Regions from separate parts of the Homo sapiens genome. Here all the other regions are linked to region 3. The links are chromatin loops, found by intact Hi-C in ENCODE. Cell type or tissue: GM12878. All regions are shown on one strand. Each heading gives the region's core, and the rest is flanking DNA. Links, peaks and the distances in the headings are about the cores only.

Region 1 (10,666 bases), core at 1,248-9,247, 85 kb before region 3:
ATCAGGTCCAGATTGCAAATTGCTTTAGCAGCTAACATAGGCATAAAGACAGAACGACCCACTCTAATCCAAGGGGGTTACGCTTCAGCGCTGGCTGCCTCTGACTCTCACCCTTGACCCAGCCCATTCATCAGTATGTTGATAAGCAGATTCTCTTCACAGAGCTCCTTAATCTGGTTTCCCAGGGAGGTCTTGCAGAGATTAATGAGAGCACTGTGCTTCCTGCCAGTTTTTGAGGCTGGGACAGTTAAACAGCAAGGGTGAAGGAGCTTGTCATAAAGTACACAAACCATCCCATCATTGGACTTGACCCCATTAGGTGGTTAACTCAAACATCTTCTCAATGTAGACACTTGGATCTATTTTTTTTATTCACTCTCTCCTTGGTAGCCAGCAAAATTAAAGCCCTTCCTCATATCATCGTTCACGCCATCTTTTATAATAGTCACAGCCACAACAGCAGCTGGGGCTAAACAAAGATTAGGAGCAATAAGGATCAGATGGGACAGACAGGAGATCTGGTCCTACCAAGGGGCATCACCAATGAGCTGGACCCACTGTGCAGCCCACCTGTCAAATGCCATTTGCCACCTCTGGCGGTGATAGCAGGGGCAGCTGGGGCTGAATCCATGAATCCTGAGGTCTCACAGAAGTACAGCCACCCCTGTCATCTAGCCCCTCCCCTCAGAATATGCTCTGGGGAGCTGTCACATCCCACACTGCAGGCTGATGGAAGACACAGACACACTCTTGGGTCCTGGCATTATCGCTGTTTCCTCTGGTTACCTTTAAAGAAGGGCGTCTCTGAGTGCTGGGTCCTCCACTGGAAATAATGTGGGGAAACTGGATGAGCTCTGCAGAGATGAGAATTATTTTGAAGCAAAGTAAGAAATGACCAGGGAACTCTAGATTGGAATACAGCTTGTGAATTCCTAGGTAGGTGTAGACTCAAGAGTTTATAGGAACTTATATTTGCTGTTATTTTTTAAAAGTCTTAAAAGTTAAAATTTACAGCAATAGCAAGAAGGAGGACAAAGTGCAACAGCTTTAACTATGAGCTAATACCAAGGTTAACACTATCTGTCCATTACACGTAGCTTTGGGATTTGGCAAAAAGGAAAAAAAACCACATAACACGGAGCTTTGAGCTCATAAATAGGTCCCAAAGACTTGACAAATAAACTAACAAGGCTTTTATGGTAGAAGGGAGCATCGAAATCTGAGGCCTTCTGTGCCTTCTCTCCCCGCTGCTGTGATGGCAGCTGGCAACTGGGCCCTACTGTCCATTAACAAAACAGAGAGACGGATAACTATCCAGCCGAGGCCAGCTTCCTCACACCAGGCAGATCCACAGTGGACTCTCAGGAATCTTCAGCACCCTTTACACCAGCAGTGGTCAAAGTGGGGGGTGCAGCTGCCTTGGGACTGAGAGATGGGGATGGACACATCTGCAGGGAGGGGTCAGGCTCTAGCCCCTTTCCCCAGGCCACCACTCCTCAGAGGCTGGTCCTCCACCCCAGCTTCAGGGACAGGGGATGCATGGTGGAAACCACTGCAGCTGCTGCATTAGCAACCTTCAAGAGCCAAAGATTCTCTTCTCTCTAGCCAGAGAGGGAAGGCAAACAGGTTAGGGTGACCTGCAGCTCAGGGTCGGCCCCAGGCCAGGCCACTGCCTGTACTGACTCCTGGGCCTCTATGCAGTGCACTCCACTTTCTAGGGCAGGCTGCTTGCCAAGGATTCACAGTGGACCTGGCTGCTCCCTGTGGGACTCACTGGATCTGGACCCAGGACCAAGCCTGCTTGCCAGGAGCAGAAGGTCAGGTTGGTTTAAAAAGGTAACCTCTGTCCTTTCCCAGTTCCGTTCCTTTCTCTTCCCCAGCTACCTCCTCCTCTTCTCCAAATCAGCCTTCTCTTGGCTCAGTTTCTGACCTTGGGTATTTTCCCCAAGGAACACATCCGACCATCAGGCACTCAAAGGAGCATGAGCCTAGTCTTTTCCTCAAGCAAATCACCCCGGTACAGTCAGCAGCTGCAGAGCACAGGGAGCTCCTGGCATGCTAAAGGTCATTTACAGATCACTGAAAAATCTGGACAAGATGCTAATGTCCCAGCTCAATGCCCATGTCCTGACTTAAACCTTGACTGTGTCTTAAGGACACTCAACGTCAGGATACCTATGACAGAAAGAGGGACTTCTGAGTATTTCAGGCATAACAGGCAAAACAGACATCTTTAAAGCTTGCAAAATATATGATTCTGTCATTCCTCTGCATCCTCACCACCACCATGATGGAGAGCCAGGGCCAGTCTTTCCAATCATCACTCAAGCTTCCAGTGGCTATTGGGCACTCTCCCTCTTAGAGAGGGGACACTCCAGCAGGAACTCCAGGTAGAGAGCTGTTCTGCAGTGGGCATTTCTAGCTCAGGGCCAGCCTCCGAGACTCTCCAGGAGTGGCATGAAATGAGGTGGATGGGGCTTCCTTGTCCTGGCCATCATGTGCCTACAGCAGGCATTGGCAAGCTTTTTCTATAAAGGGCCAGAAAGGGTTATGGACCATCTTCTTTGATGTTTTTATTTTACAACTCTTTAGAAATGTAAGAATCATCCTTAGTTTGAGGTGCCATATAAAAACAGGCGGCAGGCAAATTTGGCTCACAAGCAGGCTGCAGTTTGCAGACCCCCTCCTAGAGGAAGATGCTGAGGCCTCACCAAGCAGCCCCTCCCCACCTTCCCTCTCTAGCCTGACTCCTCCAGACTCATTCCAGCTGCACGTGGCACCTGTACTAGGCCGCAGGATGGCCTTCTTGCTGCAGGCATTTCAATGAGAAAATATGCTGCATGGATCATGAGTGATTCTGTCTCCCTCGTGCTTAACCTTGGAAGCACAAGGCCCTGCTGGCCTCACCTCAAGGTCTCACCTGCCCATACTCATGCGACCTTGTCCACCATCTCTCCACTACGAGGTGCCATCTGGTAAATGGCCTAACTTGGGTTCTTCCTCCCACGCCTCCTGTGTAGGTTCAGGGCAGGGAGACCAAGGTAAATCCTGTCAGTTCTATCTGAAGGCAGAGCCTGGATCCAATCACTTCCCACCCCTCCAATGCTATCACCTAGAACACAGCCACAGCCTCCCATCTGGACTCCCTGCTTCGATCTCTGCCCTCCCCCCTCCCCTTCCAAAAGCTCCCAGAGGCTTTCCATCTCACTCAAAATAAAAGCCAATGTCTCTGAGCAGTGAAAGCCACCCACCATGGTCATCCAGGTCCTATCACTGACCTGCTGAGCCCCAACTGGCCCGCATGGCCACCTGGCTGGCCTCAGTGCCTCCTCTTTCCCCTAGCTGATACTAACTCCAGCCACACTGGCCTCCTTCCTACCCTGCTTTTCCTCTTAGCCATGAACACCATCAGTAGTTATATAATAGTTTGTGGGGGTTTTTTTTTTTTTGGTCTTGTTTTTCTCACTCAAATATAAGCTCTGTCAAATAGAGTCTGACTTCAGTGTTACACTCCAGGGCCCAGTGTCAGCCTTGGGTAGGTGCTCTACAAATATACAAATATTTGGAGAATGCATGGGGACAGGATGCCCTGCTGATGGGTGAGAGATGGTGGCACTGTCATGACACTGTGTATCAATTTGCACTTGGATACTTTTATGCAAATAAGTCTCTTGCTCTTAAGTCCCCTCCTCCCCCGCCTTAGTAGCCAGATGAACCGATAAGACACTGAAAACAGATACACCCCTGGAGACACTAGTCTCCAATTTTTTGTTTATATTCAACCCTAAAGCAATAACAACAAACTCATATTCCAACTGAACTAGTCAATTATCTCAGGGGAAAACAACAAACGATTGCTTTATGGTTTAGAGCACACCTGTGCGTGGCTCTCCCGCACTCACCACAACCACCCTCCCATGAGCACAGCAAGGAAAGAGAAAGCATGGGCTTGCTCAGCAGAGGTCTGGGTTTCAAATCCTGACACTGCCATCTATAGGTGGTCTGATTCTGGACATGGTACCAAGTACACTAGGCCTTAGCTTTACCATCTGTTAATTGGGGATACTAACACTTATTTCGTAAGACTGTTGTAAGGCTTAAGTGAACAATTAAAACAAAACAGACACCTAAAGCATAATGACTGTGCACATTAATTGCTCAATAAATAGGAATTTCTCCCCTTTTGTAAGTGAGGAAGCAACAGTTCAGAATGTGAAATGATTTGCCTGAGATCAGAAGGCTTGTTCCCAGCAAAGGTGGGGTTCAAAGCAATGGTTTCTGTGGATGTATTTTTTCCCTAGCATCCAGCCTCCTTCCTGTTCATGTCTACACCCTATAGGCTACTTATGTCAGTAGAATAAAACAGGTGATGGCTCTCCCATCGACCTGCTTGTTGAGGATTTTGGGACAGTTCCATTCTAGGCTAATGCTCATTACTAAAGACAATGCTCATTAATAAAGACAACGCTCTTAAGGAGGTCACCCCCTCACACGGAGAAATCTGTGTGTCACAAGCAAGGGATCAAAAAAGCTAAGAGAATTCACCTGCCCTGGATATCAACTGCCCTTAAGAGATGCAAACTAAAGGTGACTGCCTTCCTTTCCCCAAGAGACAAACGGAAACCCCACTCAGTGTGAGAAGAGCACATGCCATGGAGGCCCCAGACCAGTCAGTGCCCAGTGAGGAGATGACAGAGCCTGACGCAGCTACATCTGAGATCAGATGCCAAGGACACAGCAAAGACTGATGAAGCCATACGTGAGACACCAAAGTACGAAACTCACATTCAACTCAAAGGTTTCCATGTTTGATGACTGTTATCTCCCTGCACAGTGTTTTTCTTTAAGGAGCACATGTGTTCTATAATCCTATAAAGTAAATTTTTGAAAAAAACAAAATGAGAAACAAAGGGACACACAGAAACTCTTGCAGGTGACGGATATGTGTATTACCTTGCCTGTGGTGACAGCATCATGGGTGTAAGCATATGTCCCAACTCATTAGACTGTACACATTAAATCTGTACAGTTTTTTAATATCAATTATAACCTCAATAAAGTTGAAAAAATAAAGAAAATTTTTGTAGAACAAAAGCCTTCTCCCATTAGCTTTCATCATGACATTGAAATGTGTTCCTCTTGAAACATATTGGCCCCTGACATTATAAAAATATAAATTATTAAGGAACAAATCTTACAAGTAACACGTTTGGAGGACAAACAATAAAGAGATGGCCTAAACAATGTCTAAACAGATTTGAAACGGAGCAGAATGTGAGTGCGTCTGACTAAAAGAGGAGGCTTTTCTCAAGTGTCAGTCCTGAGACAAGGACCCTGGGACTGCTGACATCCCAAACATAGTGCCCCTATGACTCCAAGAAGGGAAGGTGCTGCAGGGGTGACGGTCCCTCCCCACCCCACCATCCTCATCTGGCTGATCCCTGCTCATGCCTCAGACCTTAGCTGAAATATCACTTCCCCAAAAAAAGCCCCCCAGCACTAGATTGGGTGACTCATTCACTCATTCACTGAGTCATCCATTCAACAAGTGATTACTGACCCCCTAGTATGAGTCACATTCGACTTATCACTCTCTCTTTTCAACGTTGCAATTAAATAATCACACACACAATACTGATTTACTGTCTGTCACCCTCCCTAAACTGTCAGTTCCAAAAGGACAGAGATTGTATCTGATTTGTCATTTCATTCCCAGCGCCTGACACAGTACGTGCAACATGGTAGGCATCCTGTCCATACTGGCCGGGTGAACGTACAAATGAATGAATTAAAGCATTTGAAAGCTCCATTCATATTCTAAAATTCCAAAATGCACCCTGCTGTCTACTTTACACAGGGATAATTGATGTTACAATCAATATGACTTTTAAATTTAACAAACGAAATTGTTTTATTTATTAATCTACTAGTAAGTGAAAACAATAAGATGTAAGACAACAGGAAGAAAGTTACTCTCCCTGAGAGGACAGAACCTGCAGGTGTTATCCTGGGACTGGCAGAAGCAGCATAGGGTCATCGCTGAGGGGAGTGTGGATAGAGTCAGGCTATCTGGGTTAGGGTCTTGACCCCTCCACTGACCAGCTATGTGACTCTGGGCAAGCAACTTAACCTCTCTGTCTTCCAGTTTTCAAATCTGTAAATTGAGAATAAGAATATCAGCTTCAGATAATTTCATTAACAAGTAAATGGATTACGACACGTGAACTGCTTAGAACAGTGCCTGGCACGTGCTAAGTACTCACTAAATGTCAGTTGTTTTTATTTTCTGGAAGAATGGGAACAAGATGGGTTAAAACCAAGGACTTGGACATACTGTCACTAAATTCACAAACCACTCAGACCAAATCTCCAAGATTTCCTATTACAAAATGAAGTAATTCAAAGGCAGGTGGCTGGATGGGTTATCTACTCCAACTTCCAGACTTACTGCTTTACCTATAGAGGTGATGATGCCTTATCCATCTGAAATTAAGGGCCAGGTCAAACAAACCCTCAAGGTTTCTCCAGGACTGGAGTCTGGGATTTGATTTTATACACCCCACAGTGCCCAGCACAATGACGAACATGCATTTAAAGCTTAGAAAATGTTCACTGTGTTAATTTACAATGAATACCATTTAAAGCTAAAAAAAAAAAAACCCCTGCATATTCTAAAGTATATTATCTAGCATATGTGCTAGCCCCAGAAGAATAAAATGCAGAAGTGAACAGGAGTTGCTTCATGGAACTGAAATTAATTATACACAATTATCTCTGAGATCTTTAAACAGTAAGTGAACAATGAAAATGTAGATTCAGAATTCTCCTGGTAATGAATAAGATGATGAACATGTTTCCACAGAGGGTGGGATCAGGTTGATCTGCTGAAATAACCAGATAGCAGGATAATTTCACTATCTACGTGAAACATTATCCAAGAATCTGTGCGTTACTCGACAATTAAATCAGTTCAAATGTCTTATCAATGATTTCATAGAACAACCTTCAATGAGTTAACAGGAACCCGTAGATAAAAGACAAGAATAGGGCTACGTCAAGAAGCTCAAAATCCTCAGCTGCTGATAATGCAAAACCTTGGCCACATTGATGAGCCCAAGACCACCAGATCTCTTTATACTGAGTCATTTTTTAAAGAAAACTTTTATTTTATATGTTAGTTTTCCTTATAAAAATAAGTTGTATTGAGGTATAATTTATATACAGTAAAATGCAACCATTTCAAGTGAACAGTGGGTTTTGACAAATGTATATACCCAAGTAACCACTACCCTAATCAAGATATAAAAACTTCCATAATGCCAGAAAGTTCCCTCATCCTTGATAAAAGAAAAACTTCAGCCGAATTAAATTTAAAGGAGTTTAATTGAGAAATGAATGACTCGCAAATCAGGCAGCCCCCAGAATCACAGCAGGTTCACAAAGACTCCAATGCAGCCATGTGGTGGAAGAAGATTTACAGACAAAAGAAAGGGAAATGACATAGTACAGAAAACGGAAGTGAGGTACAGAGTGGCGGGATTGGTTACAAGTTGGCATTTGCCTTATTTGAACACAGTTTGAACACTTAGCAGTTTATAAATGGTTGAAGTATGGCCACAGGGATTGGCCAAGACCCAGCTATTGTTACAGGCACATACTCCTAAATCTTGTCTACCTATTAAGCTAGGTTGCAATTCATCCACAAGAACTCAAATATAGAAGTACGGAGTCCTTCTCAGGCCATATGCAGTTTGCTTTAACACACTCTTTCTCGGTTAATCCCTGCTCTTATCTCCCTCTATCCCACCCCAAGGCAACCATAGTTTTGACATTCCCCCTATAGATTAGTTTTGCCTATTCTAGGATTTCATGTAAATGGAATTGTACAATATATATATACTTGTTGATATCTGGCTTCTTTCAGTCTAATGCTTTGAAAATCCATGCATGTTTTTGCATGTGTCGGTAGTTTGTTCCTTTTTATTACTGAATAATATCTATTTGGGTGGACTGCAAGTTGCTTATCCATTCCCCAGTTGATGGGTATTTGGGCTGCTTTTAGTCTTGGACTGTTTTGAATAAAGCTCTTATGAACATCCACGTACAAGTCTTCCACCAACATATGTGTTCACTTCTCTTGAGTAAATACCTAGGAGTAAAATCACTGGGTCATATGCTGTGCATGTTTAACTTTCTAGGAAAATGCCAGATTTATCCTGAATAACAGAAATGATCAACTGATTTACTATTAAAGGACTTACTGGATTTTATAAGGAAAAGAGGAAACGAGACGAAAGAAAATGTAGTGCATCTGAAAGCACATGGGGGCTGCTTTGCTGAAGGGGCTGGCAGGCGGCTTCCCAGGCAGGGTCTGCTCAGGACTGCTCTAGCCAGATGCCTCCCCTGGTGTTTACTTCACCCACAGGAAAATGGCCACCTTCACCCCACCTTCAGTGGACGTGCAGCCCCTTCGGTGCTCCTCTCTTCATCTGCCTTCAGAGGTAGTCCTGATTAACCTGTTGCCAGCAGAATTTTCTAGGAGAGACAGGACTTGGGGGTACCACTAGGCCCCGGGGACATGCACTCAGCTGGCCCAGGCACCGATAACCTAGCATGTCCTTTTAGAATTTGGGGGATCCCGGCACCCACTGTTCTCAGCTTTGGGCCTCAGCTAAGGCCAGGACAAGCATCATTTAATGTCATGTCATATAATTAGTATGGAAACTACAAAAACCTATATGTTTACAAAACAACCACTGATCTACATTATTTCAGAGGTAATGATACTTTTACATGAGATAACTTCCCAAGACACTAAGCTGAAATTAGATAAATTTAGGTTTTCTGTATTCTCGCTGACTTGTGTTTTTCACACTGGCTTTATCTTGGTTTCTGAGGGAGAATCAATTCTCTTTAACTCTCTTCCAGAATACCTCACTACCTTCAGAAAGGAAGAAGGAGGGAAAAAAGGACAGAGGGAAGGAGGAGGATTAGAATTCCTCATATCAGAGAATCCCAGAGCTTTGAAGCTTTAAAGTGAATTCAAGAGTGGGATTCAAGAGACCAAACCATGGGGTCTAGGGGAAATAAGGAACCCCTCTCCCAGAAGGTGGAGAAGCTTCTCAAAGCAACTGGCCCAGGCAGCCTTGTACTTGCTTCATTCTGGGGTCAGGAAGAAGCTGCAGGCCCTCCTTCCCACCCTCGCTTCCCTTCTCCTCCACACTGTCAACTCTGCTCCAGGAAGGGGCAGTATCCCCAGTGTCTGCTGGGCCAGCACAGCCATCTCTCACCCACCTGAGTTCATAATGACTCCTGTGTAGAGCAGACTTCCCTTGGCTTCACTGAAACCATTCCTTCTTGTCTTAGAAAGCAATCAGAAATATAGTTAACTGCCTTAAAGTTCCCTTATCATTGAAATGAACTAGATCACAGAAGTGCCTATTTGCATTTTTTATTCTTATTCACTGGGTTTTTAAAAGGAGCCAAGAGAGGGGAGAGGAAATGCATTTACTTGCTGGGATTTCACTTGGGATGTTCATGTTCGTCTGGAAAGCAAAATAAAGGCATGAAGATTGCCCACTGATTTCCTTTCATTTGGAGAATTCTGCTTGAGTTAGGCTTAGCTGGCTAGCACATAAACCTGTCAAGAGAAAAGTCTTCCTCTTCCTGGGCCTGGTATGTCTACCACCTGGGGCTTCAGAGACAGTATTCTAGGAGATTCACAGTGTCTAAGGTTCGAAATGTGGACTTCAGCAGCAGGGCAGCTGCCAAACGCTTTCCTGCCCTTGCAGAAAGCCACCACCAAACTCACCACCACCTCCCTCACCGTGGCCTCTCTGTTTCAGTATCTGAGCAGCGGGTGAGGAGGACTGGATTCTAGAAGATAAAGAGAGACTCCACGGTACAGAAAGTAAGCCCTCAATAGGATTCTATTAGAAAACAGCTGGAAGGAACTGTGGAGTCACTCAGTCCCATGGCTGATTTTACAGACAATAAGCAAACAAACAAACAGAGGCCCTGAGGGATTTAGTTAGCGGTCTCCAAGTGCCAGTCCCTGAGGAAAGGATTCTCCTCCCCAGCTACCTTTCCCTTCTCCAGTGTGTCCACCTCAGGAAAAGGGCTTGCATCCTCCCAGCTGCTCACACACAACTTGGGCTGGCCTTGGTGCTGGCTCTGTCCTTTCTCCCACCAGATCTGCCTTCCGCCCTCGCCACTTGTCTCTGCCCAGGGCTCACTTGGAAGGACCACATCAATGAACAACCTTGGCAGGTCACAGGGAGGGATGGAGCGGGGGAGAGAACAGCAAATAGGCTTCTGCCCTGCAAGAGAGGGAGAGCCAGAATACCAGCCTGGCTTGGGCTGCTCCCGAAGGTCCTGGCTGCTGCCTGCAATGCAGCGCCTTCCTTCAGGGCTCCAGCACCATCCCCTGTCCTCAGCCTTTAAGGCTCTACTGCTCTCAGCCCCAGCCCTGCCCTTGAGGCTCCCCTGTACCCTGTCTTTGTAGATGGTGCCTGGGAACTGTCCCGCTTGGAGAGTGCTGTTTGCTAGGATACACACTGACTCCCATGGCTCCCCTCCAGCTCCCCATCCATCCTGCTCCTGGCCACGGCCTCTGGCCTGAAGGGCTGCAAAACAGCCTTCCAACTGGGTTCCTGGCTTCCCTTCT
Region 2 (10,666 bases), core at 808-8,807, 50 kb after region 3:
GCAACCAATCGCTCCCCAGCTCCTCCCCTAGTAATAAGAGTCACCTGTTTTAGCTCTTGTGTCTTACATTAGCATATTTGAAATCTGGTCATTTAAAATTAGATCATAAATGGAACAAGCATCCATATGGCACTGAGGATGTGCCAGGCACTATTCTAAGTGCGTTACATATAGTAATACTTGCAACAACCCCATGAAGCATGACCTACTATTATTTCCATTTATGGCTGAAGACGCCAGAGCACAGAGAGGTCACACCACATTTAAGATTTGAATCCAGGTGGTCTGATCCAGAGTCTGTGCTCTTTACCCCAAGGTTAGACACAGAACCTCTACTCCAGATAGGTCATAATGTAAAAATGGTGAGCAAGGGAACAGGAAAAAAGGGACACACTGAAAAAGAAGAGTCTGCAACAGAATAAATAAGCAGATATAATATTAGTAACATAACCTAGACACTGAACTGTCAGCTCAGAAGCATAAGTCTGTCCGCGTAGCCCCAACATTGTCTATGGAGGGTGTGAGCAGTCTGGTTTAACAAATCCAGGTTAAAGACTCATCACACTCTACTGGCATGAAAATATCCTCTCCTTTTCCACAGATGCTGTGCCCATAAAGGCAGCCTGGTGTCTGGAGATAACCTCACTACACAGTGCCTGATACAGTGTCTGCTACATTGTCATGCTCAATAGTGTTCCTTTAATTTTCCTTAGGAGAGCCATAAGAGCTGAAAGACTAGATTCAAGGATCAAGTATTTATTGATTACCTACTATGTACCAGACCCTGGGCTGGGCCCCGAAGACACAGCAATGATGAGACAGGCACAGCTATGCACCCACAGTATCTTCCACCAAGCCTGGCTCATCACACACTTAAGCTGAGGTTAATCAGAATTTTTGGCATCTTTTACAAGCAGCCCTGGTATCTAGATGGTATACACCTGTACAGACATACTGCTTGGTAAAATATTGAAATATTTTGTACTACTTGATAAACAGTCACTGCCTAAGTCTCCGGGGTATCTCACCACTACCCCCACCCTGCCCTGACCCCACTCTCAGGAACCCCAAACATTCCCCATGATCCATCAACTGGGGGGTAGCCCGGGCCTGGCAGGGGACACCCAAGCCCCCATTCCAGCATATGTCCTGCACTTGTTCTGATTGGTGGGCACCAATGCCCCTGCCTGTAATCACTAAAAGTAGCCCCAAATCCCCCTTTCCACAAGCTTTTAACTCACACTTTTCTGATTGACTGCCAGTTCTCTTTAGAAACGGTAGGTCTTTATTTTTAAAAAATAAAATAATAAAATAAAATAAAGGAGAATCATCAGACACACAATGTGACAATTAGCAACTGTCTGACAATGACTCGCTGACGCAGAGGACATCATACCAAGATGGGACCAAATTACCTCCTCCTCCTCTGCCACCCACTGCAGCTTCTATCAGCAGATACCTTCAGAACAGAGGCCCCAGTGACAGGGACCCAGATGGCCCAGCAACCAAGGGAACGGGCAGGACCTTCTCACCTTCCCTGGCCTCTCACAGACACAGACTCCTGCTGGCTGTGTCAGTCGCGAAAGAGTGCAAACAACACCACTCAGGGAGTTTCACCCATCTGCCCACATGACACCTCGGTTGCTGGGAAATCCCTGTACCTGTCCAGGTGCCAGGAAAGATCAGGACTGGCTCTGACAGAGATCTTCAAAAACCAGACTCAAAGGTAGTAGGGTTCCCCATGAACACTTTGTTCTCAACCTTGGCTGCCCCTTAGAATCACTCAGGGGTGCTTTTAAGATATAGATGCCAGGCCCCAGCCAATTCCATCAGCAGATCCAGTGGGGCCTGCCATGGCTTAGGGGACTCCAGATATGGGAACTGCCTCCAAGGGCCAGTCAGATGGACCCCTGGGGTTCCACTCTCCTGTACAAGTCAGTAGCCCAAAAGGGAAACATCCAGACATCATTCTGGCTCCAGGTTCCCCCTCCCACCCTGCCCACATGCTCATACAGCAGATGGAGCTTTGAGAGGTGTCCCCTTTCCACTGGGGGAAAGGTCCTGAGAATAAAGGGTTCTGGCATTTTACCCGCACATGGTAGCTGGACAGTAAGGACAAGAAATACATTTATTCAAATCCTAATATGAGACTGTGAGTTTATTAGCATCATTCAGTATTATCTTTTAGAGATTTCTGGGTTTTTTTTGTTCTAACTGCTAACTAATATTTTTAAATATCTAGAAATTAATATTTAAAGCTGACTTCTCTTTTTTCTTTTTTTTTAATTTTTGAGATGAAGTCTTGCTCTGTTGCCCAGGCTGGAGTACAGTGGCACAATCTCGGCTCACTGTAACCTCCACCTCCCAGGTTCAAGCGATTCTTCTTGTCTCAGCCTCCTGAGTAGCTGGGAATGCAGGTGTGCACCACCACGCTCAGCTAATTTTTGTATTTTTAGTAGAGATGAGGTTTCATCATGTTGGCCAGGCTGGTCTCGAACTCCTGACCTCAGGTGATCCACCCTCCTCTGCCTCCCAAAGTGCTGGGATTACAGGCGTGAGCCAACGTGCCCCACCTAAAAAGCTGACTTCTCAAAAACAATATCATACAAAAGAATAAAACATAATATAAATGAGCCCCTGTTGTTTCTGAGCTGTTTTCCAAAGCACCCTGTCCTTTACTCAGCAAAGAGGTCCTTGTCCGTGCACATCGAAGTCGACTGACAGAGCCAGAAGGGAGAACAGTGGCGACAGAAGACAAACCACCTTGGGAGCAAGTCCCCCAGGCACTCCTTCCTGGCACAGATCCTGAAATCATGCCCCTCCCATGAGGCTGCCCAGATTGGCAGCAAACCAGGCCATTGAGTTCAAGAACCTCCAGAGGTCTCCTTTCTAAAGAAGGATCACATTTCCTGTGCTGCTGACAAGGATTATAAGGTGCAGGGAGGTAAAGGGGCCAAGTCAATAGGCAAATGTCTTTTTAGGGCAAAAAAAAAAAAAAGGCACTCTCGTCACCTCAAGAGTACAGTAAAGAGAAAAAACCTCGGACATGCCTCTGGGGGAGACATAAGCTTGAGATTTTTAGTTAAATTAAGCTGCTGTTAAATGTGTCGTTTTTCTGTCTCACAAATTTTGCCACCAAAAAAAGGAACAAATCAATGCAAATGTCTCAGGTTAGGTACTAAATCCGGGCAGAGTGACAAGGCATCTCATGTTGTAGGTCACCCCTCCACACTGCAACTGCCAAGTAAGGAAAGGAGGACACAACCTCACTGCCACCTCTCCCAGCAAGTCCGCCTTTGCAAAGTGGACACCAACCAGGTGGTGGAGCAGGCCCCAGGCATGACCCAGGAGGAAAGAGGAGAGGAAAACAAATCAAGGAAGCAAATCAGAGAGCTCAGGAAGAAATCAGAAGCACACATGTTCAAAACAGGTAGAGCCCACATCCATCCACTGTAGGCATTCTAAGCCTTAATATGTGGCAAAGACAGCAGGGGCTCATGACTTCTGATTTTCTCAGTCAAGGGCAAAATGTATCCTCCCTATTTTAATAAAAAAGCAAGATTTAATTATGTTTGCACATCCAGTGGTTCTAGAAATAAGGAAGAAAGGGGAGCTTTTTTTCATTACTTTTGTATATCACCGTCTTTCCAAAAACCTAACAACTAGGTGACGTGGGCAGCTGCAACCTCTCTGAGTTACTATTGCATCATGGGGCCAGAATGGTTGCTTGGAAGGCAAAGGGTCAGAACTGCCGACCGCTTGAGCTCCATACTGTATGATCACATGAACTCTTCAGGAATGTAAGTTACTTATATAAAGATATGTTCCCAAGCAAGTTGTCAATACATTATACCTAAAAATACACCATGGAACTATTAGGAAAATCCTATCACCTATTGAGCAGTGGTTCTCAAAGTATGGTAACCAAAGCAGCAGCAGCAGCATCACCTGTGAACCCATTAGAGCTGCAAATCCTCAAGCTCCACCCTGGACCTACTGACTTAGAAACTCTGGGGGTGAAGCCTGGCAGTCTGTGTTTCAAGTCACCATTGTGATCTTGATGACTGCTACAGCAACTCATTTAGTAAGCAAAATAGCTCCTAACAGATGTGTTTCAAATATTAGAGTTTGCTGTAAATATGTCTGTCGCCTAGTTCTAAATCCTTTGCTTCGAACGGTCAATATCTGTTTCAGAGGGGACAGGAAATCCCCACGCTGGCCTCCTTGCTGTCCTGGACACTCCACCTTAGGGACTTTGCCCTGGCCATTCCCGCTGATGGGAGCACTGCCCCCTCCACCCTACCCCATACAGGGCTTGGCTTAAATGTCATCATCTCAGCAAGGCTACCCTGTATCCCTGATTCCCCTTACCTTGCTCACTGTTCCCAAAGTATTTTGCCCTTCTAAAGATCTATATAATTCACTTACTAATGTACAGGGCTTTCTGTATGTCTCTCAAGTGGAAAGCAAGTTGCTGTCATGGCAGTCTGTAATGCCCAGCACATAGTAGGTGTACACACACAGACACACGCACGCACACATACATATATATGTATACATGCACATATACATATATATGACACACACATGTGTATATATATACACACATATGTGTATATATATATGTCTATGTGTATATATATCTACACAGATATATATAATGAATAAATGAGTCAGGCAAATTCCAGGATAAACCTTTGGGTGCACAGCCTTCATTTATTTTGTAAAGGCTCAAACGATGGGGGGCTACCTTTATAAACTGGAGAGAAGTTTCCATCGCCCATGGAGGACCCCAGTGTTGGTTCCCATGCTGCATCTTTCTGAAGATATCTGAATGGTTGATAACCTTGTTTTGCAACCAACATTCAGGAAAGAGTAAGTTGCTGGAATTGCACTATGAATCACTAGTGAAGATGCTGCTTGTAGAAATCTTTGCTATCAGTTGAATGCACTACTCATCTGACAATACTTTCTTTCAAATAAAGCCTTCAACCATGTTTAAAAATTGCACAACTATTAGAGGTAACTAAAATTTAATACTTTTGCTTCTAGCTTAAAGTGAGAAATGTAGAATTGTGCCAAAAGCTGATAATCTCTTCTTGGCTGGTTCAGTGAGAGTGGTTTAGAAGTAAGGTCTCCAGTCTTTCATAACTAGTTTCTTTTTTATGATTTTCCTGGGAATTTCCAGTTCCAGATATTTTTCTATAAAACAGTTCTACACAGATAGCTTTAAGGTCACGACAAGTTAAAAATGAATGCTGACCATTAGAAAAGATCGTTGGATCATTGCTAGATGTTTTCATGCAATCTTCCCCATTTCCTCCAGATGATAAAACCATATGAAGCAAAACTTGGAAACCAAGATATGACAGAAGACCAAGCTAAAAACTACAGGTGTGTCTTTCAGTGTGCATGTGTTGCATGTGTTGGTGTGAGGGGTGGAGGGTGGGGGGAGGCTGAAAGAGACAAGGAAAGAGACAGGGACGAGAGGAACCAATGAAATAAGGTGTGGGAAAGTACCCTGCTAACTGCAAAGCACCAGAGCAGCGGTTCTGAAACTCTCTGGTCTCAGGACCTCCTTACATTCTTAAAAATTACTGCAGACCCCAAAGAGCCTTTGTTTATGGGGTAATATCTATATTATTTGCCATATCAGAAAGTAAAACAAAAATTACTAAAATATTTATTAGTTCATTGTCAATAACCTCATTACATGTTAACATAAGTAACATATTTTATGAAAAATAACTATACTTTCCAAAGCCAAAAAAAAAAAAAAAAAACTGTGAAAAGAGTGGTGCTGTTTCACACTTTAGTGAGTCTCTTTAATGTCTGGCTTAATAGAAGACAACTGGATCCTAAAATCTGCCCCTGCATTAAGTTTGTTGCAATGTCATAGGTCCTGTGACCTCTGTAAAGCTTCACTGTACACCCGTGAGAATGAAAATGGAAAAGGCAAATTGCATCTTAGTATTATTATAAAAGTATTTTTGACCTCATGGATCCCTGAATGGGTTTCTCAGAGACCCCCAGGGACCCCTAGATCACAATTTGAGAATGACCGTACTAGCCAAATGTTATCGACTTATTTCCTATTTAGAGAAAGATAAACTGAGACTGAGAGAGAGGAAGTTCTATGATTTACCAAAGGTCACAGCAGGGAGTGGGAAGGAAGGCAGCATAACTTAGGCTAACTTCTGATGAGTACTCTCAGCATTGGACTATATGTGTTTCCACGTGTACAGAAGCTTCTGCCTAATCTGAGTTTTTCTGAGTAATAAGCACAATTATGAAATACAATAGAGCTGAGTCAGTCAAGTATTCAACTTACATGGACTTGGGTCTATGCCCTCTGCTTACCCCCATCTCCACCACAGCAGAGAGAGAGCCTGATCAATTGCATGTACCATTTCATTGCAAAAGCACATGCCCTCGAGTGACCGTGAGGTAGGGATGTGAATACCCCAGTCCTTCATGAGGCTCACTGCAGTTCTCTTCAAGTGTGAGCATTTTGACATCTTGAGTGGGATTCTAGAGATTAAGACATTTTTGTTCGGTTGGTTCAGTTTGGTTTGGTAGCATGTGGCTTGTGAATGCAAGAAACAACAATTGAATGGGGGAACACCAGCTTTACCAAGCTTATTGAAGGCAGCACAGTCTCTAGTGCTGCAGGTAGAGTATTTGATGGGCAATTTAAGGATTTTCAAGGGTAACTGGCTTTTTGCCATCTCTGAAACTTCACCCTCACTTAGGGGCAAGTCTTCTGACAAAGCTGAGTTCCAGTGTGATAGCAACATGTGAGTGATGGGGAGGCTTGTGATGACAGCAGAGGCGTCTGGGTGATGGGAGAAGACACTGACACAGGTGCAAGTGCACACTGTTCACCAGAAATACATGGCACTTCCACTGGGGCTTCTCAGCTTTGTCGGTGCCAATGCTTACTACTCAGTATTCTACTCCATAATATGCCAATATTTGTACTAAAATGGTTATCGCAAAAGTAATACATTCATTTGCTTAAAAAAATGAGTACGGAAGAGTAGAGATGTCTTACTCTGACTCCACCCCCATGACAGTCCATGCTCTAGAGGTAACATATCTGTTTCTCCCTTTAGTTCTTCTGATGGATTCCTTCATAACTCGAATGCACTTACATCTTTATTTCTTGCTGTATCCCTTTTAAAACCTCCCACGAAGACTCACCTATATTCCTTCCACTTCATCTCCTAGACTCCAAATGTGATTGATAAATTTACATCATATTCTGTTATTGTATTTTCCATGCTTTGTTTTTAAATTGACTCTAAAACATAAAAACTAGTAAACAGCACTGAAAATATGATGGAATGTACAGAACCAAGAAGTCTGACTGAACCCAAAAGAACAAAATGTGATCCTGTCACATGAAATCTGTGCCACTTGAAGAATAATGTTTCAAGTGTGAAGATCAAGTGGACTCTCTGTTCCTTCTCTCCACCAACTGCTGAGAACCAAGACACATTTTTGTTTCCTTTGTATGTGGATTATGACTTTGTATTTTTCCCAGAGTTCCCAAGAAGAAAAAAAGAAAAGGAAAGGCATATGCAGCATCATACGATAAAGCCATTATTAGTTCTCAGCTACACAGTTTCTGTAATGGAATCACTTTCTCTTTGAAGACACTGTGGCTTCTTCTGATTGTTGGCAGCTGCTTTCTAAATCGGCTCCACAATTGTTATACTGGGATTTCTTTTCATTGCCCTACTGGGTTATCATAGTTTGTTGGATCCAACATTTTAACCATTTCTTGATCATTTGTTGTTTGGCTGGAGATATCCTTTAATAGTTGTTCTTTTTTTGGAAAGGCTATATGGGAAGTAAACTTCCTGAATTCTTACATGTCTGAAAATGTTGATTTTACTCACACACTTAATTGTTCACATGGCTGGTACAGCAGACACTACTGGCTGTCACAACATTCATCTACTCCCACCCCAATACTTTTCATAATAACATCTTCCTTTGTACAGGTATTCTCCTTGTCCGTGTGTCCACAGGCAGTGGTCTACCTATTACCCTTACAGTGATTGGTTTAGGAATAGACACGTTAAAATTTGGTAAATAAGTCTTCCAGGAGTTCTGAATAAAAGGCATTCCCATTTTCCTCTGCAGACTGTTATTTCTGACTGTGGTTCCTAGAACTACCGTGGATATCTTGTCACCATAGAGGAGCTAGCCTGAGCACAAAGCCAACAAGCTAAGGAGACGCTGCAAAATAACAGAAGAATCAGGAATCCTGTTATTATTTGTCATTATTAAGCTGATAAATTTACCAACGCTGGTGATGCCCGACCTCTGAATTTCAGAAAACGTGAGTATAGAATTATTAGTTTACTTTCCCTTAAAACTTTGAAAGCATTATGCCATTGTCTACTGGTATCTATTGTATCGATTACTGAAGTAATATGTGAATCTACTTCCTATTTCTTTGTGAATAATGTCGTTTCCCCTGTTGCTGAGAGCTTTTATTCTTCTCTTTGGTACACACAGGTAGGGAGCAGGCAGGTACATCTGGAACTCCACCACCTTCAAAGGAAACTAAGGCATTTAAATGTATTTCCTTCCTAGTGGGAGATGACTTTCCTTTTTACCCTCTGGCTCTACCCACAGGATTTCCTTTTTGTCTGCTGGGTCTACATCAGATATTATTCTGCATTGCTTCCTTGCCCCAATTTCATACTTTTGGATGTCCCTTAGCAAATCATTCATAAGTTTGGAAAACCATTCTTAGAATTCAAATTGCTCTATACACATCTTAGAAAGGAAAGAGCTACTTAGCCAGTGTGTAACTTCATTCCCAGAGTATTGAAATTCATCATAATGTGTCTTGATCTGGATCTGTTCTCATTTATCCTGCTTGGCACTCAGTGGGTTCCTTTTGATTGAAGAATTTGATTCTTCCTTTAGCTCAGAGAAAAATTATTCCATTATTTCTTCATTTCTTTTGTATATACTATGCAGATATTGGACCTTCTCAAACTATTATATTGTCTTTTTACATATTTCTTAAATTTGCCACCTTTTCTAGTTTCTGAAAGATTTTCTCAATTTTGTCTCATTTACTTATTTGGAATATATCATGTCCTTTTAAAAACAAACAAACAAACAAAACAGGGTCTTACCTGTTGCCCAGGCTGGAGTGCCATGGTGCCATCATAGCTCACTGCCTCAGCCTCCTGAGTAGCTGGGATTACAGGCACATACCACCATGCCTGGCTAATTTTTTTTCTTTTGGTACAGACAGGATCTCACTATGTTGCCCAGGCTGGTCTCAAACTCCTGGCCTCAAGCAGTCCTCCTACATTGGTCTCCCAAAGTGCTGAGATTACAGGTGTGAGCCACTGTGCCCAGCCATAATAACATGTTTTTCATAGCAGTGAGTCATTGTTTTATTTATGTAAAAATCTCTGAATTGCTTTTAATATCTCCATATCCTCTCAAGTGACTTCTTGTTTGTTTATCTTGGTCTTTGTCTCTTATGTTGTTGATCTCCCTCAGATGTCTGGTGGTCCTTAGGAGATCCTTTATATTTGTTGCTGAAGGACTGTAGATTAGTATAGGTAGTTCATGTGTGTTTCCTTTGTAGTTAGGCAGGTCTATTTGCTCTGAATGTGAGGGCTGACTCTAGCCTTTGTGTGCAGAGATTCTTCTCTTTGGTACATGCAGGTAGGGAGCAAGCAAGTACATCTGGAACTCCACCACCTTCAAAGGAAAGTAGGGCACTTAAAAGTATTTCCCTCCTAGCTGGAGATGACTTTCCTTTCTACCCTCTGGCTCTACCCTCAGGATTTCCTTTTTATCTGCTGGGTCTACATCAGATATTACTTTGCAGTGCTTTCTTGCCCCAACTTCATACCTTTGGCTGTCCCTTAGAAAATCATTCATAAGTTCAGAAAACCATTCTTAGAATTCAAATTGCTCTATACACATCTTAGAAAGGAAAGAGCTACTTAACCAAAATGTCCCAAGGACATCTTTCCAGTTAACCACCAAGAGGAGGGATGTCCCTGCTCTTTAATTCATCCCACCCCACCTCCAAGGCTCAGCCCAGACCACTGTTTCAAAGCTCACTCTTGTCCTCCATATGTGCTAATTCCTAGCTTGGATCCTGTCTGAACAAGGTCTCCCTCCTCTGACACAATTCTTCATTTAGTTCTAGGACACGGTTTCCCACTGAAATAACAAACTGCAAGCCCATCTAGCTTGTCTTGATGAAATATCTTTTCTACCCACAGCACTGCCTGCTGTTTTCAGAGTTGTCACAAATTTTTTTTTTCTAGATGCCTTTAGCCACCATTTCAGAAGATTCCAAGAAGGCAGGGGAGGCAAACGAATGTACTTAGTCTGTCATCTTGAAAAAGAATCCTGTGTACATTTCTATTAACACAAGTCAACTTTCTTTCAATTCTTTTGACAATGTAGAGTTTCAGAGTATCTGGAAAACCAATATAATGTGGAGGGCAAGGGATTAGAAGTGAAAATTGATACACTGAGTGAAATATTTTAAAATCTAGACTCACGTGTATAAAGTCAAATATATTTTCTCTTTATAAAAAGAATTAGTTTCTGTATTGACCTCCTATTCCCTTCAAAGTTAGAAGTTAAATCTAGGTTATTTCCAGGTAAA
Region 3 (10,666 bases), core at 968-8,967:
CGTCTGAGAGCATAATGGAAGGGACAATGATCAGGATATAAACCCAGGCATTCCAGCCGGCAATGGCTACCCTCTTTGGGTCCCCTCCCTTTGTATGGGAGTTCTGTTTTCATTCTATTAAATCTTGCAACTGCAAAACAAAACAAAACAAAACAAACAAAAAAAAACGTGGTACCATGCTCTCCTCCCCCACCAGCCCCAAGAGTATTTCCAACAGAAACTTTCTTCCCTGGGAACACTTTGCACCTTGGGCTTTGTATAACCAGGAGTAACACATTGGTGATTAACTTAAGAGGTGTTTTAAGATTCTGATGCTTGTTTCTAATCAAAGCTTTGTATTGGCATGGATCCATAATAATTGCATTTGTGCTTCTGAGTAGAATGCTCTATCCCATCCATGCCTTCCCCTCTATTCTCACAGGAAAAATGACTATGCTGTGAGCTACTGCCACCTGGGAAGCATTTACTTCTGACTTTGTTTTAAAACTTTGTATTTTGTACTCCATTAATATAACATGTAAATAATAGGGGACACTATGTGAAGAGGGCAAAGAGATATGTGGGAACTCTCTCTGTACTTTCAGATCAATATTTTGTAAACCTCATACTGCCCTAAAAACTTAAAGACTATTGATTTAAAAAATAAAACTTTGCATCTGAAATTCTTTGAGTTGCTGTTACAGAAAATGGTCTTATTGGTCCATATAAGTAAAAATGATACTTTGTTAACAGGGAGATATGTTCTTGTTTAAACATGTAATATATCTGGCCAGAAACTGAAGGCATATTGAGCTAGTCAGTCACCATTCTAACCACATTTGAACTTTAAGGAAGAAAACTAATTAGAATGCAATCCCCTAGTTTCTGCTCCTGACTGTGCTGGAAATCCCCACGTTTCTAACACATAGCTTTGCTTCTGTATTGCCACTTAGAGAGTATGGTGAGACACATTAAAGTCTTTGACCATAAAAGCAATTAAATACTGAAAGAAGAAGGGGGCATTTGAAATGCCCTTCTAAGAATTATTTAAAACATGGAAAACAAGCTTACACTTCTAGCTATGATGGAGTTGCATCTATCCAACTCATGGTGATAGAGTTCATAACATAATGTTTAGGGGAAAAGGCCAAAAAGATAGCACACTGTATGATCCCATTTATATAAAGATTAAAACGAGACAAAATTAGAGTATGGCAATATAAGCCTAAATAGTGTTTATGTTTGATGGGTGGCAGACAATGACTGAGAGAGGGCACAAATAAGATTTCTGGTGTGCTGAAATTGGGAGTGATCTCTTCTTGTCTGGGTGGAGATGAGAGAACAGTGTTCATTTTATGTAAATTCTACAAACTGTAAACTTACTATATGTGCACTTGGTGTGTGTATTAGTCTGTTCTCATGCTGCTATGAAGAAATGTCTGAGACTGGGTAATTTATCAAGAAAAGAGTTTCAATTGACTCGCAGTTCCACGTGGCTGGGGAGGCCTCAGGAAACGTACAATCATGGTGGAAGGCACCTCTTCACAGAGCAGCAGGGGACAGAATGAGTGCCAGTAGGGGAAATACCAGATGCTTATAAAACCATCAGATCTCATGAGAACTCACTCACTACCATGAGAAAAGCATGGGGGAAACTGCCCCCATGATTCAATTACCTCCCACTTGGTCCCTCCCACAACATGTGGGGATTGTGGGGAGTACAATTCAAGATGAGATTTGGGTGGGGACACAGCCAAACCATATCAGTGTGCATACAATATATTTAAATAGTAAGTAACCAAAACATGTAGTTAGAAATAAATTACGTGAACAACTAGACATTCCCTGACAATGGAGGTGGCAGAAACTGGACTGGAAGATTCTGAAGGCAGCTTTCAACTGCATTTCACTTGCCCTTCCATAAAGCAGCAGCTCTCCTTCAGGGCTATCTTCCCTGAAGATACATTCTCTCTAGCTCATCTGTCTTCTATATCCAATTTGGATTTTGCAACAGAGAGTTAAATTTATTTTATCAATTTAACCCCTAAGTCAACATATTCAAAATCAAAATCTTCATCATCTCTTGCTTCTCACTTCATGAATTTCCTCCCATTCTCTATCACAGATAAGAGGGTGATCAACTTCCTCAATGTTTAATGTAGAAATCTCATCCTCGCTGCACCATTATGTGATTCCTAGTTGTCTCTCCAAAATCTTCCTCAAATTTATGCCCTCTTCTCCAACCACATTGCTTTCATTTTCTTTTGTTCATTCATTCATTCATTCATTCATTCATTGTGAAGTGTGTAGTGCCTGCGAGGCCCTTCAAGTGGGGTTAAGGATCAGCAGAAGCAAGTTACTTCTGGTCCCTGATAACCAAAGCCCTTGACTTTCACCAAAGCCTTGACATTCCCAGTTGCTTTCTATGTAGTCTCATGAAAGTTCCCTTCCCACTTCTCTCCTCCCTCTCCACTGCCACCAATTCACAACTCTCTTTTCCAGCACATATACCCTTTACATGTGTATATGCACATGCATGTAAAGGACATGCACATTATTTAAATAAGCAAGACAAGTTCATTAAAGATAATTTGGAAAATATATAAAGTAACAAAAGGGAAAAAATCCTATTATTCATATTACTGACACCCAAAGATCGTGTGATATAAAATATCATTTATTTTTAAATGATGATCATCTTTTTTAGTATACAAGTCAAATCATTCCCCTCTTTTCTTAGAAGGTGTCAAGTCATTCCACTGCCTATAGGACAAAAGTCCTTCTCATGAGCAATCGACTCAAAGCCCTTTGCAGTCTAGGCACAGCTGTCCAGCTGTTTTTCTGGTGTCTTCTCTAGTCCCCTGCCTGTCCCCAACTTTGACACATGGGTCCGTGACACTGCTCCTGGTTATGGGCTGTGGATACTGGATCTTCTGTGTTCCTGTCTCTGCTCACATTGTTCCCTAGGCCTGCAATGATCTTTCCTGACTTCCTCAGCCTTGAAAACTCCTATTCACTTTTCAAGACTAGGTTCAAATTTCACTTCTGCTGGATCCCACTTGTGTGACACTTGTCACTGTGTGCTGTGATTATGAGGGAGGCAGCGGCAGAGCTGTTAATAATACTGACTCTGGAGTCAGACTGCCTGGGTTCAAGTCAGATCTGTGGCCTGCTAGCTGTGTGACCTTGGGCCAATTACTTAATCTGTCTTTGCCTCAGCCTCATGTATAAGAGGATAAAATGCTAAAACTCTTCTCAGAGTGTTTCTATGAGGATTAAATGAGATGATCTGGTTAAAGGGTAACTTAGCACAATGCCAGGTACATAATGAGTCCTCAGAACATGTTACTTCTTGTAATTGTCAGATGTCTGCCTCTTCCCTCCTAGACTGTGCACATCCCATAAGAAAGATTTCTTACTTGAATTTGTAGCCCCACCCCATGCTCAGTTTGGAGTAAGTGCTTTATAAATGTCTGAGAAATGAATGAATGAGTACATGAATGAATGAGTGAATGATCTGCCAAATCTTCCCGACATACTCTCTTGCTCTACATACTTTTATTGTTAAAAGAAACCAAGGAGGAAAATTGGGATAATGAGAGGAAGAAGGAAGGAGATGCAAGAGAGGGAGAAGGAGAAGAAGAGGACAAAGAAGAGGAATACCAATGAATTGCCACTAATAATAATGGTATTTGACTTTTGTTTGCACAAAAAAACAGGCATCAATCACAGTACCCAAGGCTGCAGCAGCCCTTTTTTCTGCTAACTCTTCAGAACCCAGAACATATTGGCCCTTACACTTAGTGCAAAGCTCAGTATTCCATTCTGGCCTTTGGGGAAACTGAGTTGTGTAACTGGTTCTCTACCCAGAGAGAAGACCCTCAGATGGCAGACCACCCGAGGTGACACATCTAAAAGGACTGCGCAGGGCCCACCCGCAAGGTTCCAGGACATGGAATAGAAGAGTGTGCACCAGGCATCCTATGCAGGGCATCAGCTCATCCTCAAATTCCCCAGGACAGATGCAGCGCTGGATGTGTGGAATATTTAAAGGTTCCCTTGCAGCTGAAGTACCTTGGCAAAACCTGTTTTTACTGACTCCAGATATACTGGCTTCTACTTCTGTTCCAGAGTCAGTGATAAACCCCCAAGAACTCATTAGTACTTTCTAGCATGCATAAAAGGACAGTAAGCCTTTGTTTTGCTGATTAGGGAGGCCACATACATTTTTAAAAACGGATTATTAAGAAATAAATGCCAACCTTTGCAGAAAAAAACACATTTCTCTCTGTCTCTCATTGAAAACCAAGGAGGCCTTCAGAGACTTCACCTTGGCACAGGCCAGGTGGTTTCACCCCACCCTGCGGGGTCTGGCTCCAACCTGGCAGCTGTTTGCAAGGACAGGCCAGTCGTCATCAAGGCCCTATGTCTCTGAGCAGGGGGTCATGGCCATTGTGAGTCAAAACCCACACAGAGAACACTGGCCTTTCTGATGCTGGCTGCACCACTGCCTTGCAGCTTTCTGCAGAGCCATTAAACCATGAACTTGGAAGTCAGTCAGGCCAGGGTCTGAACTCCAGCTCCTCTGCCTACAGGCTGTGGCCCAGGGCAGGTTGCTTCATCGCTCTTAGTCCGAGTCTCCTCATTTGTGAAATAGGGGTAATAATAGTATCTATCTATCTCTCAGCGTTGTGGTCAGGATTAAAGATAATGCACAGAAATGGTTCCACAAGCTTGGGACGTGAGTCACACTCGGTAAATGATATCCATTGTTATTATTCTTTAGGAACCATTTTCTCAGCTTCCAGGTTTTTTTTTTTTTTCTCTAGTGTTTCCACTGAGAAGATCAAAATTGAGGCTGGGGAGGCTGAATTGAAAATTATAACATCTAATTGTTAGGAGCATTTTCAATGTTCCATGCACTCTGTTGGTAGTATTTACATGTTTTATCTCAGTTAATCTTCACAACAACATATCAGCCAGGTACTACAATGAAACCCATTTTACAACAGGGAGATCCAAGGGTGAAAGAAATAAAGTAACTTATCTTGGGAAAGAGGTAAGGAAGGAAAGAAATTGCTTGGTAGACTGGGTAGGGGTGGGGTGGGAGCCGTTTTAGAAAAATTGTGATGGAAAAAAGAAAGGGAATATTAAGAAGTGTCTCTGTGGGTTATGAATTGGTTCCCTCCTATGTTCTTTCAGAGGCACAAGTGAAGACTGGAATTCTTTTTAATTAGTAGCTCCATCATTGTTATGAGACCACCTAAGTTTAGAGGGCATAGTTAAATAGGAGGAAAGTACTTTCACCAGAATTGCAAACTGTGTCCTACAACAGCACACAAAAAAAAACCCCTCATATTAAAACCAACCACAACAATGACCTCACCGTATTAAGTCCTGTGATGCATCCTGCCATGCAGGGCACATCCTGAAAGGGGAGAAGAGGCAACTAAGGCCTCCAGCTACTCAGCTACACTTAACCACAGTAATCCACCCCTAAGTTTCTCCTGGGGCACAGTTCCTTTTTGTTCTCTCATTTTTGTCCTTTCTTTAATAATGAACGTGTGACTCAGAGGTTTAATGAGTTACCCGGAGAAGTTAACCAGAAGGGAAGCCCATTGAGCAGAGGCATAATTAAAATTGTGAATGGACAGAGGAATACAATCATTGTGGGAGACAGGGAGCACAGGAATGACTCACGGGTTAGGTTGCTTAGAAAAGGGCCTCCGGGACTTAAGTTATTTCTGGGGAAGATCTGGAAATTGAAGGAAAAATCTGGAACTCTTCTACAGTCAAAAGATAGAGAGGCGAGCTGGGACCTCTCCTTTCACTCCTGAATGATTTAGGCTTGTAGCCGGGACTCACTTCCAGCGGAAGGTGAAGAACAGTGAAGGCTGAATTCCCCAGGGAGTCATTACCTCCTCTGGTGCTAACACCACAAGTGTCTAATGTCAACTACTTCTTGGTTTGGACGTTTCTTATAGCAAATTATAACAGTCAGGAGAAGGGAAAAAGCAACGACAGCATCATACTGGATTTTCACTCTTTAGCCCAAACTCAGAAATATTTTGCATCTGTTGAGGCCTGACAGGCAGAGAAACTAAGGAACATAAGCACACACTGGAGATGGGGCTGTTGTAGTTAACAGAAAGTCTGCATGCAAACTTGAGGCCCATTATCTGTTTCGTGTATGAAACGGTCCAGGGTGCTGTGAGTTCTTAGGAGAAATGGAGGCTGATCCTAAGCAAGAAAAACAATACTCCCTAGGTCAGGATCTCTGTAGAGCACCAGCCACAGAAAGCACTTTCCACCTAGGAATCTATTCCAAGAATTTCTGTAACTAAAGCCAGTTCAGATCAGCCATGCTAATGGAGCAGCAGTACAACTTCATCCCAAATATCACATGGTCTAAGTATTAGGATTTATTGTCTTATTTCCATGCTTGTGTTGATGCTTGAAGAGGGCCAAGATTACCCTCTCTTTCCTCCTGGAATACAGAGGCAATCACTTCAGCAATGTGGAGAAGCAGCGATGAAAATAAAAAGAGACAGGAGCCCAAGTTAGGTATGAAGTTTGAAATCCATTTTTAATTTTGTTTGAATATAAGCTTATATGGTTTTTGAACAGCGCTGGGAGCAAATTATTGAAGCTACAATATGAACCATGGAGGAGAAGGAGTTGGAAGGTGCTCTCACTTTCAGATCTTGCTCATTTAAATAAATCCTCCAAACTCCTTTGTCTATGCTCAGAGTGGACAAGAAGTGAATTGCTTGGGTGGTCTAAAAGACCTTAGGATGGGTGAGAAGGAGCCTAAAATTTTCTTTTAGTCAAAACTATATGTTTATTTTGTAAATATATGTATGCATATATTTGGAAGTGAAATTAATATATGAAATGAATTATATTAGCATGAAAGGGCTCAGTGATTTATTTTTCATCCTTACTCAATAGCACCAAGGCAGTAATTTATATTTTTACTATACTTTCTTAAAGTCTACCTCCCACTAATCTGTAAGCCACTATAAACAAAAGTTAAAAGAACTGTCCAGAGTCCCAAAAAAACTAAAAGTTTTGCCAGAATAATCTTTATACAAATAAAACTTCATTTTATCAAATAAAGTAGAATAAAATCCAAAACTGTTACTATACTCATCCTGATACAATTCCCCCAAAGTCATAATTCTCTAAGACACTGCTAAACAAGTAGGGGTTAGTTTCTCATCAATAGCTGTCAGTAAATAGAAAACTATTGAGCACAGCCCTAGTCTAACACAGTGGAGCTGAACCACTTGGGGTTAAGTCCTGGCTTCCACATAAATAGCTTAGGCAAGAAAATTAACCTTTCTGAGCCAATCATGCCCTTTATGCTCTATAAAAGCATCTGGGAGAACATCATCATGCAAGGACAAACTGGGCAGAAGAAAGAACGAGGAAAGTTCAACGTGCAGTGATCCCTACTGTCTAGATTGGACATGGAAAGAAAGCTCAGAACTCTAGTGGAGGAGGATGATTTCAGAAGGGCTTGTTCATGGTCCAGATCTATTCTTAGCTAAAGGATAAGATGAATACCTAAAAGGTTATAATGCAATCCAAAAATCCTTCTAGATTTAGCCAACTCTCAGTCTGAATCACTCCCTGAGTCAGGGTAGGACATGGCACCAGCTCCCGTCCTTGAACAATGCAGTTACCTGAGTCAGAGGCTATTTTGAAAAGCTAAAACTGATCTACATCTGGCATTTCAAGGGCAAGCCAATTCACCCACATGCAATCAACCACAGGTGAGTTTTCCTTCTATTCATAGATATCCTGGAAATAGGCCTGAAAGTGTAGAAGAGGCAATGTGGAGAAGCAGAGTTTGGCATATATGGACTCCCAAACCACTATGAACTAGCTCTGAGACTTTGAAAAGTTATTCAATCTCTCTAAACACAAAACGTCTCATCTATAAAATGGGTAGCAGAAAAGACTGCCCATTTTGAGTGGCACCCAGGGCAAGAAAGAGCTGCGGCAGCTCCCGGCTGCAATACAAGCAGCCTTGCCATTTGGGCCACGTGACCAGGCACATCTCAAGGCACTAATGGCAGCTGTGGTGAATGAAGGTGCTGTGTGGTGCCTTGGGCATGCTCCAGTAGTGCAGACCCTGAGGGTTCAGGAGCGAGACAATGCCATTGTAAGTAAAGGATTATACACCATTCTGAAAACAGCTCCTGGTAGTTATTGAAACTTGGTGAAAACTGAACATCTGAACATGAAACAGCAAGTGACCATATGGGCAGAGCTGTAAATCTTGAACTAAGTACAGTCAGATCCAGCAAGTCATAAGGTCAAGAAGGCCCAGCAACAATCCTCATAAAGTAGAAGAGGTACACCCCAGGTTTCACATGAGCAGGGCCGGGGGTCACAAGCTGCAGGGGCAGATGACCAGGCCCACCCCCACTATGTCACTCACCACTGTTGCAGCAACCCTTCTTCCCTCCTAGATCACAACTATGGCCCATTCCTGGATGACAGAAAAGGAAAAATCCCAAGGCTTGGCTTGGCTCACAGATAGGTCAGCTTGCCTCCCAATGGGCAAAGCTTCAGGAAGCAGGACTGTTCACCCACTTTGCATGAAGAGAAAAGTGGCCCGTGGTAAAGACAGATGTATACAGACTCATGGACAGTCGTGCAAGGCTTGGATGGTGGGTCAGGGGCTTGGGTAAAACTAGATTAGAAGACTGAGGAAATGGAAGTCTGTCCAAGGGCATGTGGCTGGACCTGTGGGAGTGGGCACCAAGTGACATGAGCTCTGTGTTGTGTGTTAAGGCCAACCAGTGAGCACTGATGATGGAAGAGGTGCTTAACTACCACTGGACAGGAGACTTCAGCCGGCCTCTGTCCTTGGCTATCCAGGGCTTATGCAATGGCTCATGAATGGAGCAGCCATGATGACAGAGATAGACGCTACCCACAGGCCCAACAGCAGGAGCTCCTGAATTCTGAAGATGATCTAGCTCCTGATGCTGCTAAACATTCAAACCGCTAGCCACAAAAGCCAATTCTGAGACCCTGAGATGGCACCATCCTTAGAGGAGACCAACTGGCTTGATGGTGACAAGTTGATTTACTCCCACCCTGAAAAGGACAATATTTTATCGTGATTAGAATTGGCAAATATTCCAGGTATAGATTTATTTTTCTTGCCTGCAGGTCTCAGCCACCACTACTATCCAAGGACTCCAACTGACTGCTATAGCTGAGAGTCTGATCCTGCATAAATTCACTTCAGACAAAGAAATCCACCTTACAGCAAAGAAAGTGCACAGGAACACATGACCATGTGATCCACTGCTCCTGCTACTTACCACACCATCCAGATGCTGCTGGCCTGATCGAGCATTGGAACAACCTCTTAAAAGCATAGTTAAGGGGCAAGCTTGGACATAACACCCTGTACAGGTGAGGCACTGCCCTTCGGGAAGTAGCATATACTTTAAACCAAAGCCATAATATGGGGCTGGTTCCCAAGAAACAGAATGCATAGGTCTGGGAACTAAGGCTGGGGGACAAAGCAGGAGTGACCCCACTCTTTATTACTCCCAGTGTCCCTTGTGGAATTTGCACTTCCTACATGTAGTACCTTATGCTCCACGGGGCTAGAGATGTGTCCACCAAGGAACACAGTTTTTGCTAAAATTAAGTTATAGCTGCTACCTCCAGGTTGCTTTAGGCTCTTCATTCTAAGAGTAGGCAAAAAAACTGAGTTGTCTTACTGGCAAGGGGGTATGACCATGATCAATATGAGGAAGTAGAGAGACTGCTACCTAATGGGAGCAGGAAGGAATAGGTATGATGTGATACATATGACGGGTGACCCACTAGGGTATCTCCTGGTACTTCAATAACCAGTTTTAACTCATAAACTGGCAAGTACAACAACAACAGCCTGATAAGGGAATGGAAACCAGGGGCTCAGACCCCCTCAGGATGAAAGTTGGGCCAGAAAGTCCACCACACTAGCCACATTGGTTAGCCAGAAGTGCTAGCCAAGAAAGAAGAATCTAGAAAGGGTAGCAGACAAGGAAGATGATGAGTATTAGTATGGCCTCAGGACCAACTGCAACCATGGAGACGGTAGTTTGTCCCAATAACCCAAAAATTCTGACCAAGAAGAATCCTGCAGAAGTTATCAGAAGATAGAGTAAGCTTACAATGAGAAACAAGTGGTTCTTAATGGTACAAGCAGTAGCTGGTAGCAGAGGCAACAGTTGCCTTAACTAGAGACATCTGAGAAGTATATGCTCCCCACTCCTCCCCCAAGTGTCACTTGTGACAGACTGATACAGGGGAATAAGAGTTCAACTCCCTTGCCTCAAGACAGGACAACCTGTATGGCACATCTCACACTCTAGAGCTCCTCGAAGGATTACACTGAAGCCAGACTTCTTCTAAAACCACATTTTTTCCTAGTTTCTTCTCTGTCCTATACTGCTTTCTCCCTCTGTTGGAGGTTTTTCCTAAGAGCAATCCCTTAATAAACATCTTGCACAAGCTTCCCATCTAGGCCCTGTTTCTAGGTGCCCAAGCAGGATCCACTTTTGCACGCCCACAGTGTTTACAGCCCCATACGAAGTGCTAAAGGCATATGAGAGTTTGAGGTAATGTTTAGCCAATATCCACTCTCCTCCCCCTCCACTGTGGGCAGAAA

Evidence for each region. A loop is a pair of places that touch in the nucleus more often than their neighbours do. Peaks named below come from ENCODE experiments on the same cell type or tissue, not always from the same donor. Only the 100,000 strongest peaks of a DNase experiment are listed, where the experiment ranks them.
Region 1: it touches region 3 in a loop (8-fold over the local background); 3 of 110 quality-filtered maps call a loop at or near these places.
Region 2: it touches region 3 in a loop (2.6-fold over the local background); 2 of 110 quality-filtered maps call a loop at or near these places.

The regions. Positions count from the first base shown.
Region 1 is chr1:41,864,762-41,875,427 of GRCh38, forward strand. The region is part of intron 1 of HIVEP3 (HIVEP zinc finger 3); the gene reads right to left. Among named protein-coding and RNA genes, the nearest start is that of HIVEP3, 49 kb to the right of the region's middle. RefSeq lists a silencer at 5,559-5,638. In GM12878, for the core only: a CTCF peak has its summit at 3,981 (motif pointing left); a DNase peak (open chromatin) is centred at 3,887; H3K27ac peaks cover 947 bases.
Region 2 is chr1:42,000,803-42,011,468 of GRCh38, forward strand. It overlaps a transcript of HIVEP3 not described here. Among named protein-coding and RNA genes, the nearest start is that of HIVEP3, 87 kb to the left of the region's middle. RefSeq lists an enhancer at 1,607-1,686. In GM12878, for the core only: no CTCF peak of the experiment used is centred there; a DNase peak (open chromatin) is centred at 5,446; H3K4me3 peaks cover 645 bases; H3K27ac peaks cover 3,550 bases.
Region 3 is chr1:41,950,177-41,960,842 of GRCh38, forward strand. It overlaps a transcript of HIVEP3 not described here. Among named protein-coding and RNA genes, the nearest start is that of HIVEP3, 37 kb to the left of the region's middle. In GM12878, for the core only: no CTCF peak of the experiment used is centred there; a DNase peak (open chromatin) is centred at 5,475; H3K27ac peaks cover 3,401 bases.